Regions from separate parts of the Homo sapiens genome. Here region 1 is linked to region 2. A link is a loop called in an ENCODE intact Hi-C map of the cell type or tissue named here. Cell type or tissue: PC-9. All regions are shown on one strand. Links, peaks and the distances in the headings refer to the core of each region. The heading gives the core; the rest is flanking DNA. Region 1 overlaps C21orf91 (chromosome 21 open reading frame 91). Region 2 has its middle 76 kb from the start of BTG3.

Evidence for each region. Hi-C counts contacts between places; a loop is a spot of excess contacts. Peaks named below come from ENCODE experiments on the same cell type or tissue, not always from the same donor. Only the 100,000 strongest peaks of a DNase experiment are listed, where the experiment ranks them.
Region 1: it touches region 2 in a loop (4-fold over the local background); 7 of 110 quality-filtered maps call a loop at or near these places.

What each region holds. Positions count from the first base shown.
Region 1 is chr21:17,794,999-17,800,385 of GRCh38, reverse strand. C21orf91 (chromosome 21 open reading frame 91) reads left to right here. Exons shown (of 5, transcript NM_001100420.2): 3 at 3,268-3,804; 4 at 5,116-5,178. The region is part of intron 2 of LOC124900465 (a long non-coding RNA gene); the gene reads right to left. Among named protein-coding and RNA genes, the nearest start is that of C21orf91-OT1, 5.2 kb to the right of the region's middle. In PC-9, for the core only: no CTCF peak of the experiment used is centred there; no DNase peak of the experiment used is centred there; H3K27ac peaks cover 745 bases.
Region 2 is chr21:17,686,472-17,691,858 of GRCh38, reverse strand. No RefSeq gene overlaps it. Among named protein-coding and RNA genes, the nearest start is that of BTG3, 76 kb to the right of the region's middle. RefSeq lists an enhancer at 2,575-3,477. In PC-9, for the core only: CTCF peaks have their summits at 2,642 and 2,843 (motif pointing left); a DNase peak (open chromatin) is centred at 2,498; H3K4me3 peaks cover 1,515 bases; H3K27ac peaks cover 2,979 bases.

The sequences.
Region 1 (5,387 bases), core at 308-5,307, 110 kb before region 2:
GATTAAAAAGTAATTTTTTTCAAGTATATGAAGTAGTCAGTGTTTTATAGAAGTTTTTGTTTCCTATGCTACTGCTGCACAGGATATTTTTAAATATGTTTATAAAACAAATGTTTCTAATTGAACTTTAAAACTCAGTCAGGTTTTTAAATTTTAGTACGACTGATGTAACTAAAGAAATTAGAGGTATATATCTAGATGAATGAGCTACAGTTAACATAAAACCATCTTCTTGTATATTTTCTGTATGTAAATTTCTATTTAAAAATATATATTTGAGTAGAAATTCATTATTTTCTTTGACAGATTGAATGATGCCACAGGAATGCCATTTCTGTATCAGTGCCACTGATATGTTCTTTAGACTAATAGCCCATTAGACTAAATATAGGAGTAACTTCACTGAAAGACACCTTTAATTACCCGCTGAGTAGCCTGGCAGAACTGCAAATTCTAGTTCCCTTGCTAGGAGGGACCTTGCAAGGGACCTTGAGTGATAATTGATTTGTTTTTGGTGTTTTAAAATATATTTTTAATTTTCTTTTATGCATTTAACTACTTTTGAGTACCCACTATGTGCCCGGCATTTTGACACTGAGAATATATGAGTAAGATAGACATGGTCCATATTTTTCACAGAACCTACATTTTGTCAGGAGATACAGGCCGCGAAAGAGGCAATTGTAAAATCTAGTGTGATAAACTAACCCAGACATTTGGGTTAGACAAGGCTTCTTAGGGGAAATGAGAACTAGACAGGAGGTGATGATGATCATGACCCACATTTGTAGTGGGAGTGGTGCTTGAGTGAAGCAGAAGGATTTCAGATGTTGTAGGTGCTAGATTTTATGGGGGAGAAATCTGTTAAGACGGTCAGCAAAACCTCTGGGATTGCGGGGAGTGAAGAGCTTTCAAGGAGGACACCCAGGTTTCTTCCTTGAGCAGTTAGTTGGTGATGCCAGATTCAGTAAGGGGATCAGTTTTGGAGTTGTGTGGTGAGAGAGATAAAGGAGTTAAGTGTTCAGTAAGGTGAGTTCGAGGAGCCAATAGGTACATCTAAGTGGAAATTATATTATATGAATCATTAAGAAGAAACAGTAGATAAACATTACAAGTCCTCATTATTCTTCAAATAGATATCTATTATATTGACCTATTGTTGAAGCTCTAGAGTACATCAGAAAATTAGTTATTTAATGTACTTTTTTATCGGAGTTTCTGTATAAATACTAAAAAACCCACAAAATATAACAATAAATATTAATTACTTTCCATAGCCTAGTTCACAACCTTTTTTATATGCTAAAGAATTTCATTGCTACATAGAGCTGAGGCAGTGCACTGAGAATGAGACCATTTACGGTTTTGAGGGATTAGCTAACCATCTGTTGGCAACAAGACCTAAAAGAGTTTGCAGAGGGTAGGGGAGCTCTTTAATAAATGTTTCAGTTAGTAATAGGCAAGCTTCAGGTTCTCTCTGCATACCAGTGTTTCCCAGAAAACTAAGCATTGGAATCAGATAGCAGAATGGAACCATTTTTCCTTTGGTGTATAACTTGTGATAACTACTGTTTTGTCTTATTATCTAAAATGCGTAATAATAAAACTTAATAAAGCAGAGCTCGTGAGCTTCCTTTTTATGTCAGTTTCCCATTTTTAAAGATGTATACTCTATTATCAAATAAAGCTTTGAGATTTATAATTCACATATTCTAATGTTGCTGGAAATTTGACCTAATCAGATAATAACTGGTAGAAATGTATACGTGCTCACAATTGCAGTACAAGGAGCAAAGTGATAAATAAGATGTATATTAAATTCTGTTTAAGTTTCCAGCAATTTTTGTACTCATTGGAAAAAACAAGGCTCAGATATTTGAGTTTACCTCATGAGAGCAGTTGTTTACATGTGCTTACAATATTAATGTTTTAGAGGTGTGTTCACATAGCTTACAGTAACTGTTGAGGGAACTGATAACCAATTTAACACTTGGTTTTGACAGTCTCATCAAGTCCCACCATTGGCTGATACTATATATATTTTTAAAAACATTAATATTCACAAGTATGCTAATACTTTATTTCATACCATTAAAGTACAAATGCTTCATTATCTTTCTTTTAGCCAGACTTTGGAGTTCAAATAAAATAACTATGAGTTCAATTTTTAAAGGAAAGGAGGAATTACAAAATGTATTTTTTTCTGATGAATCAGCTAAAACTTTTTTTTAAACTAGCTCCTGAGTGGCTCTCCGCTTACTCCATTTGAAAAGCTAAGCAGATTTAAACTGGTTAATTCTGGCAGACATAAATTTTCAGGTCCACATTCCTAATTCACCTTCAGCATAAAAGTAGCGCTGTTTAACTTTAATAACATGGCTTGAACTTATAAAAATGTGTGAATATATTCTGTATTTTGAAATGTATTAGATATTTGAAAATGTTTTATATTTTTATAATTTTTATATTTTTAAAAAACAATTGAGGTAGCATACTTATACTCTACTAAGTTGAGAGATATAAAAGTAATATTTCTGTTATTTATGGTATATAATGAACATTTGTGAGTTGAGGAATTACTGGCTGTTGGATCTTGGCAGATTGAATTTACTGCTGTATGGAAAATGATTGAGTATAATGCATTTCTTCTAGAAAATAAAATTATCTTGATAAGGTTTTAGTAACTATAAAATGGAAATGTGAAAAATGTTAGATGCTTTGATTTTCTTTAAAAATAAATCTAAATAGTTTATTGAATTTTTGACTTTTATTTGCATTTTTCTGGTTCTGGTTTTTTTTTTTTCAATAAACATAATTTAAGAACATGATTTACTGTGTTTTAGGGAGGAAAACTTGTTCAGTATTTCTGTTATTGAACCTCATAATATTATAGATATTTTTGCAAGTGTGTACTTCAGAAGGTTTCATGAAGAAAGCACTATAATGTAAAGGCCAAGAATCTGTAAAGGTAAATTGCTGGGTTCAGTAGTATTTTTTTATATCGTGCAGTAACATCTCTAGACTAGGATTAAAATTGAATAATTAAGTTCTTAGAAAGATTTTGCTATCCATAAGAATTTAATATTACTGAATATTGAAGCAGAAATTATTAGGCCACATTGTATATTAATACTAATATTCTTTAGCATTTTTCCTCTAATTCACAGACTATCAGGGACTCTGATTTTACTAAGATTTGTATGTTCTTAAAGTGACTTATAGAAAACAAAATTTCTCAAGTCTTTTGTTTCTCTTTTTTTTCCATAGGGGTACCAAAGTCTGATCTCTTGCACACCAAATCATTAAGGGGCCATAAAGACTGCTTTGAAAAATACCATTTAATTGCAAACCAGGGTTGTCCTCGATCTAAGCTTTCAAAAAGTACTTATGAAGAAGTTAAAACCATTTTGAGTAAGAAGATAAACTGGATTGTGCAGTATGCACAAAATAAGGATCTGGATTCAGATTCTGAATGTTCTAAAAACCCCCAGCATCATCTGTTTAATTTCAGGCATAAGCCAGAAGAAAAATTACTCCCACAGTTTGACTCCCAAGTACCAAAATATTCTGCAAAATGGATAGATGGAAGTGCAGGTGGCATCTCTAACTGTACACAAAGAATTTTGGAGCAGAGGGAAAATACAGACTTTGGACTTTCTATGTTACAAGATTCAGGTGCCACTTTATGTCGTAACAGTGTATTGTGGCCTCATAGTCACAACCAGGCACAGAAAAAAGAAGAGACAATCTCTAGTCCAGAGGCTAATGTCCAGACCCAGCATCCACATTACAGCAGAGAGGAATGTAAGTAAAATGGGGAGAAAAGTAAAAGTTGGGTGGTTTGGGATTTTTGTACATTTGTATAGATGTGTAATGGGTCAAGAATTTTGCTGTGGAATCATAGATTTGGGAAACATTGTATTTAACAGGTTCACCTTAGCAAAAATGAGACATCTTAAAATTTTTCATTCACTGGGATTCTGTCTTCTAAGCATTGAAGTTAAGCAATTTCCATGTTTGTTTTGCCATTTAAAATGATTACACTAAATGGAATCAACAAACTGTGAATTGGAACATCTAGGACTCGTATAGTTTAGAAGTACAGCTTCATCTGTTGGCTAATACACATTGTCATGTTGCTGATCCCTGTAAGACTAATTGACTGGTGGTGGCATTTCAGAAGCAAAAATGTGACATTTTACTAAAGGCCAAAGGTAATGTGTGCACTTATTGTAAAGTTAGAAAGGGTGACTCATTCTCTCTACATCTATTTCTACAAAAATTTACAGAAGCTGAGGTGATTTTAATTGTCTTGAAATCATGTTTTCAGAGCCAGAAGGGACCTCTGCTATCTTGTTATACAACTTCTTGATTCTAAATGTGAATTATTTAAGATTCTACATCTAGACAGACAAATTTATTTTTCAAACTGCAGGTTATAAACTATCTAATGCTTAATCAAAATAAGCTTAATGGGTAGTGACTAACACTTTTTAAAAACTGAAACCGAATAGGAGATACCAGAATTCATTGGACCTACTACTATTTTTTGGTGAAACTTTTATTTCATTGGAGGGTGGTGATGTACTGGGAGTGATAAAAAATATGTTTCTGGCCAGGCACAGTGGCTCACACCTATAATCCCAGCACTTTGGGAGGCCAAGGTGGGAGGATCACTGGAGCCCAGGAGTTCAAGACCAGCCTAGACAACACAGGGAGACCCCATCTCTACAAAAAATAAAAAAATTAGGTGTGGTGGCACACGCCTATGATTCCAGCTCCTAGGGAGGCTGAGGTGGGAGGAATCACTTGAGCCCAGGAGGTTGAGGCAACAGTGAGCCATTGATCGCACCACTGCACTGCCACCTGGGTGACAAAGTGAGACCCTGTCTCAAAAAAGAATAAAAATAAAATTTTCTTACCATGGGTTGTGGTCAGGGTTTGAAAACTTCTACTCCACACTTACGAGCGTTAATGGTTGAATACTGGAGTACTGCTGAATGTTGTGTTGGCAGTTAAGTGCTGATTTTTAAAAATAGGATATTGTGTTGGTGATGTAAGCAGCATGTTTTCCTAGGTTGTTGTGGTAATAGTGAATACATTTTCATGTTTCAGTGAATTCGATGACTCTTGGTGAGGTAGAGCAACTGAATGCAAAGCTCCTACAGCAAATCCAGGGTAAGAATCACTGTCAGTACTTTTTTGTGTGTGACAAATTTTGACATAGAAAATCATCTATGATAGGACACCACTGGCTTTATCTACATTTAAATTTGGAAATGAGATATTCAAACCTGTTAGAGTTTCCAGAGCAAAAAGAATAAGAAAGAAACAACTTTCAACTGCAGAGGAAATACATTTTTCCTTTTTTTTTTTTTTTTGCGACA
Region 2 (5,387 bases), core at 224-5,223:
TTGGCTTCCTAATGCACCGGCCAGAATCACTGGAGAAGCCACCCCAGAGCAGTAAACTGAAGCAACTCTTTCTTTACCAGGAATTTTATTTTTCCTGGCTTTCTTCATTTAACAAAATAATAAAATGATTGCTAACCTCCAATTTTCTTCTGTTCCACAAAAACTTTCCTACCATGGAGGGAGCTTTAAAAACGTGCACTATGAGGCCGGGTGCGGTGGCTCACGCCTGTAATCCCAGCACTTTGGGAGGCCGAGGCGGGCGGATCAAGAGGTCAGGAGATCAAGACCATCCTGGCTAACACGGTGAAACCCCATCTCTACTAAAAATACAAAAAATTAGCCGGGCGAGGTGGCGGGCACCTGTAGTCCCAGCTACGCGGGAGGCTGAGGCAGGAGAATGGCGTGAACCCCGGGGGGCGGAGCCTGCAGTGAGCCGAGATCGTGACACTGCACTCCAGCCTGGGTGACAGCGAGACTCCGTCTCAAAAAAAAAAAAAAAAAACATGCACTGTGAAATTATTTTCCTTCTGGTGAGTTCATTCAGCACAGCACGTGCAAGGAGGAACAACTCCTCCTTCCAAAGAGCAGATAAATAATTGCTAATGAGTAAGAAGAAAACTCCTGGCCAGAGGAAGGAGAGTTGCCAGCTCCTGGCTCTCTTATTACGTCTCCTGCCAGTAACAATTGGTAGGTGGCCCCGTAATTTTCCACACTCAAGATTCAGAGGGGCTAACATTGTTCTGTTCTTCTTCCTTCAAATAAACCAGAGAGAAAATGAAAAAATAAATAAATTAAGGAGCAGCAGGGGTGGCTTACTTCACTGCTGCTTTAACCTCTAACAAAGGAGCAAAAACCTCCTACACCTGCATGTAAGAACACAGCTCAAGTGCAACAGGAATTTGGAATTGAAAGCCAGTTTCTGAGCAGTAAGTTTGGAATTGCCTTAAGCCAAGAAAGTCAGCACAAGCTAAGACTTGAAGGGATATCTGAGCGTTAACAGAAAAGGGTCTTGATCCACACTCTAAGAGAGGGTTCTTGGACCTTGTGTAAGAAAGAATCCAGGACAAGGTCATAAAGTGAAAGCAAGTTTATTAAGAAAGTAAGGGAATAAAAGAATGGCTACTCCATAGGCAGAGCACCCCCAAGGGCTTCCGGTTGCCTATTTTTATGTTTATTTCTTGATTATCTGCTAAAGAAGGGGTGGATTATTCATGAATTTCCCAGGAAAAGGGTGGGCAATTCCTGGAACTGAGGGTTCCCCCTTTTTTTAGATTGCCCTGACATTCCCATGGCATTTGTAAACTGTTGTTGTGCTGGTGGGTATGTCTTTTAGGATGTTAATACATTCTAATTAGTGTGTAATGACAATTAGCATATAATGAAAGTGATCAGAAGTCACTTTTGTCGCCATCTTGGCATTGGTGGGATTTGGCCAGCTTCTTTACCACATGCTATTTTATCAGCAAGGTCTTTGTTAACTGTATCTTGTGCTGACTTCCTATCTCATCCTGTGACTAAGAATGCCTTAACCTCCTGGGAATGCAGCCCAGCAGGTCTCAGCCTTATTTTACCTAGCCCCCATTCAAGATGGAGTCACTCTAGTTCAAATGCCCCTGACATGAGGACTTGACATCTCCCTGCTTGGTCTTCTCCCCACCTGGTGCTTAAGAGAAGAGATGGTAGGCATATTAACCCATCCATCACTCACACTATTCTGTACCTGCTCAAGTGACCTAAACCCAGAGCTCTGACTCTGCCTCCAGCTAAGAGGATCAGGCAAGACAGAGACCCAGGAGCTCAGTTCCAGAGCCTCAAATTCATCCTTATGTCTTTGTGATTATAACCCATGAATTGGGGATTTAAAATACGTTGGACCAGAATTTTAAAAAGTCAAATACATTGACTGCAAAAACAAACCAGCAACACCGAGAGGAACTACAGATCCTCTGAAGGAAGCAGACTGCTCCTGCAGGACCTGGGAGACACCCCAAATACTGTGAGTGTCCCAACCATAGAAGTGGGAAAGGAAGATCCACCTCTCCTGGACACACACACCCACTGGAGAAACCGAAGTTCTGTTTGAGGGAGAAGTTTTCGACTTTACCTGGTGCCGAGTCCAGTTAGAGAGCCGAGTGAAATATGGGGTAGAGGAAGCAGCAGAAAGGCCCTGGGAGCTCGCTGGGTCCCTAAGCAGCCAGTTCCTGCCTGGGACCACACATCAGGAGGGTGGCCAGAGGAGCAGGGGGTGAAACTACAGGGAGAAGGAATTCTCTAGCTGAACTTTGTAACAATTTGAACAGGGCAAGAAGCCTCTGGGCAAGAACTCGGGAGGGCACGAATCAGGCATGCAGACTTCACAGGCAGGAGAAGAACTAAAGCGTTATTCTCTCCCAGCTGGGAGGTGGATAGCCTCAGGCAAATTTTCAAGCCCATCTCACCCTCCTCCTGGAAACAGATTCTGGGCTGTTGGCCAGGGCATGGTGGGAGTGAGACCAGCCCTTCAGTTTGCATGGGAGCTGGGTGAGGTCTGTGACTGCCGGCTTTCCCCCACTTCCCTGACAACCTGCATGACTCAGCAGAGGCAGCCATAATCCTGCTAGGTACACAAGTCCAGTGACCTGGGAACCTCAACCCTATCCCCCACAGCAGCAGCAGCAAGACCCGCCCATGGAGAGTCTGAGCTCAGACACACCCAGCCCTGCCCCCACCTGGTGGTCCTAGCCTATCCACCCCGGTAGTGCAAGACAAAGGGCATATAATCTTGGGAGTTCTAGGGCCACACCCACTGCCAGTCCCTCTCCACACTACTGCAGCTGATGCTTTCTGGAAAGCGCCACCTCCTGGCAGGAGGCCAAACAGCACAAAAATAGAGCATTAAACCACCAAAGCTAAGGAACCTCACAGAGCCCATTGCACCTTCTGCCAGTTCCACCCGAAAAGGTGCTGGTAACCACAGCTGAGAGACCCATAGATGGTTCACATCACAGGACTCTGTGCAGACAAACCCCAGTACCAGCCCAGAGCTGGGAAACTCGCTGGGTGGCTAGACCCAGAAGAGAGACAACAATCACTGCAGTTCAGCTCACAGGAAGCCACATCTATAGGAAAAGGGAGACAGTACTACATCAAGAGAACACCCCATGGGACAAAAGAACCTGAACAACAGCCTTCAGCCCTAGACCTTCCCTCTGACAGAGCCTACCCAAATGAGAAAGAACCAGAAAACCAATCCTGGTAATATGACAAAACCAGGCTCTTCAATACCCCCAAAAAATCACACTTGTTCACCAGCAATGGATCCAAACCAAGAAGAAATCCCTGATTTACCTGAAAAAAGAATTCAGGAGGTTAGTTAATAAGCTAATCAGGGAGGGACCAGAGAAAGGTGAAGCCCAATGCAAAGAAATCCAAAAAACTGATACAAGAAGTGAAGGGAGAAATATTCATGGATATAGATCACTTAAAGAAAAAACAATAAAAATTCAGGAAACTTTGGACACACTTTTAGAAATCTGAAATGCTCTGGAAAGTCACAGCAATAGAATTGAACAAGTAGAAGGAAGAAATTCAGAGCTCAAAGACAAGGTCTTTGAATTAACCCAATCTGACAAAGAGAAAAGAATAAGAAAATATAAACAAAGCCTCCAAGAAGTCTGGGATTATGTTAAACAACCAAACCTAAGAAAAATTGGTGTACCTGAGGAAGAAGAGAATTCTAAAAGCCTGGAAAACATGTTTGAGGGAATAATTAAGGAAAAATTCCCTGGCCTTGTGAGAGATCTAGAGAGCCAAGTACAAGAAGCACAAAGGACACCTGGGAAATTCATTGCAAAAAGATCTTTGCCTAGCCACATTGTCATCAGGTTATCCAAAGTTAAGACAAAGGAAAGAATCTTAAAAGCCACAAGACAGAAGCACCAAGTAACCTACAAAGGAACACCTATCAGATTAACAGCAGATTTCTCAGCAGAAACCCTACAAGCTAGAAGGGATTGGGGACGTACCTTCAGCCTCCTCAAACAAAACAATTATGAGCCAAGAATTTTGTATGCAGTGAAACTAAGCATCATACATGAAGAAAAAATAGTCTTTTTCAGACAAACAAATGTTGAGAGAATTTGCCACTTCCAAGCCACCACTACAAGAACTGCTTAAAGGAGCTCTAAATCTTGAAACAAATCAAAATAGAACCTCTTTAAAACATAAATCACATAGAACCTATAAAACAAAAATACAAGTTAAAAAGCAAAAACAAAAAAGAAACCACCAAAGTACACAGGCAACAAGGAACATGATGAAAGCAATGGTACCTCACGTTTCAATACTAACGTTGAATGTAAATGGCCTAAGTGCTCCACTTAAAAGATAGAGAACCACAGAATGGATAAGAACTCACCAACCAACTATATGCTGCCTTGAAGAGACTCAACTAACACATAAGCACTCACGTAAGTTTAAAGTAAAGGGGTATAAAAAGGCATTTCGTGCAAATGAACACCAAAAGCAAGCAGGAGTAGCTATTCTTATATCAGACAAAACAAATTTTAAAGCAACATCTGCTAAAAGAGACAAAGAGGTACAAGGCCTTGTCCAGTGGGAAAATATCACAATCCTAAACATATATGCACCTAACACTGGAGGTCTCAAATTTATAAAACGATTGCTAATAGACCTAAGAGATGAGATAGACAGAAACATAATAATAGTGGGGGACTTCAATACTCCACAGACAGCACTAGACAGGTCATCAAGACATAAATTCAACAAAGAAACAGTGGACTTAAACTATATCTTGGAACAAATGGACTTAACAGATATACACAGAACATTTCATCCAACAACCACAGAACACACATTCTATTCAACAGCACATGGAACTTTCTCCAAGACAGACAATATGATAGGCCATAAAATGAGCCTCAAAAAATTTAAGAAAATCGAAATTATATCAAGCACTCTCTCAGACCACAGTGGAATATAACTGGGAATCAACTCCAAAAGGAATCTTCAAAACCATGCAAATACATGGAAATTAAATAACTGGCTCCTCAATGAGCATTGCGTCAAAAAGGAAATCAAGATGGAAATTTAAAAATTCTTTGAACTGAATGACAATAATGACACAATCTATCAAAACCTCTGGGATACAGCAAAGGCAGTGCTAAGAGGAAACTGCATAGTCATAAATGCCTACATCAAAAAGTCTGAAAGATCACAAATAGACAATCTATGGTTACATCTCAAGGAACTAGAGAAACAAGAACAAACCAAACCCAAACCCAGCAGAACAGAGGAAATAACCAAGATCAGAGCAGAACTAAATGAAATTGAAATAAAAAGACAAGACAGAAGATAAATGAAACAAACAGCTGGTTCTTTGAGAGATA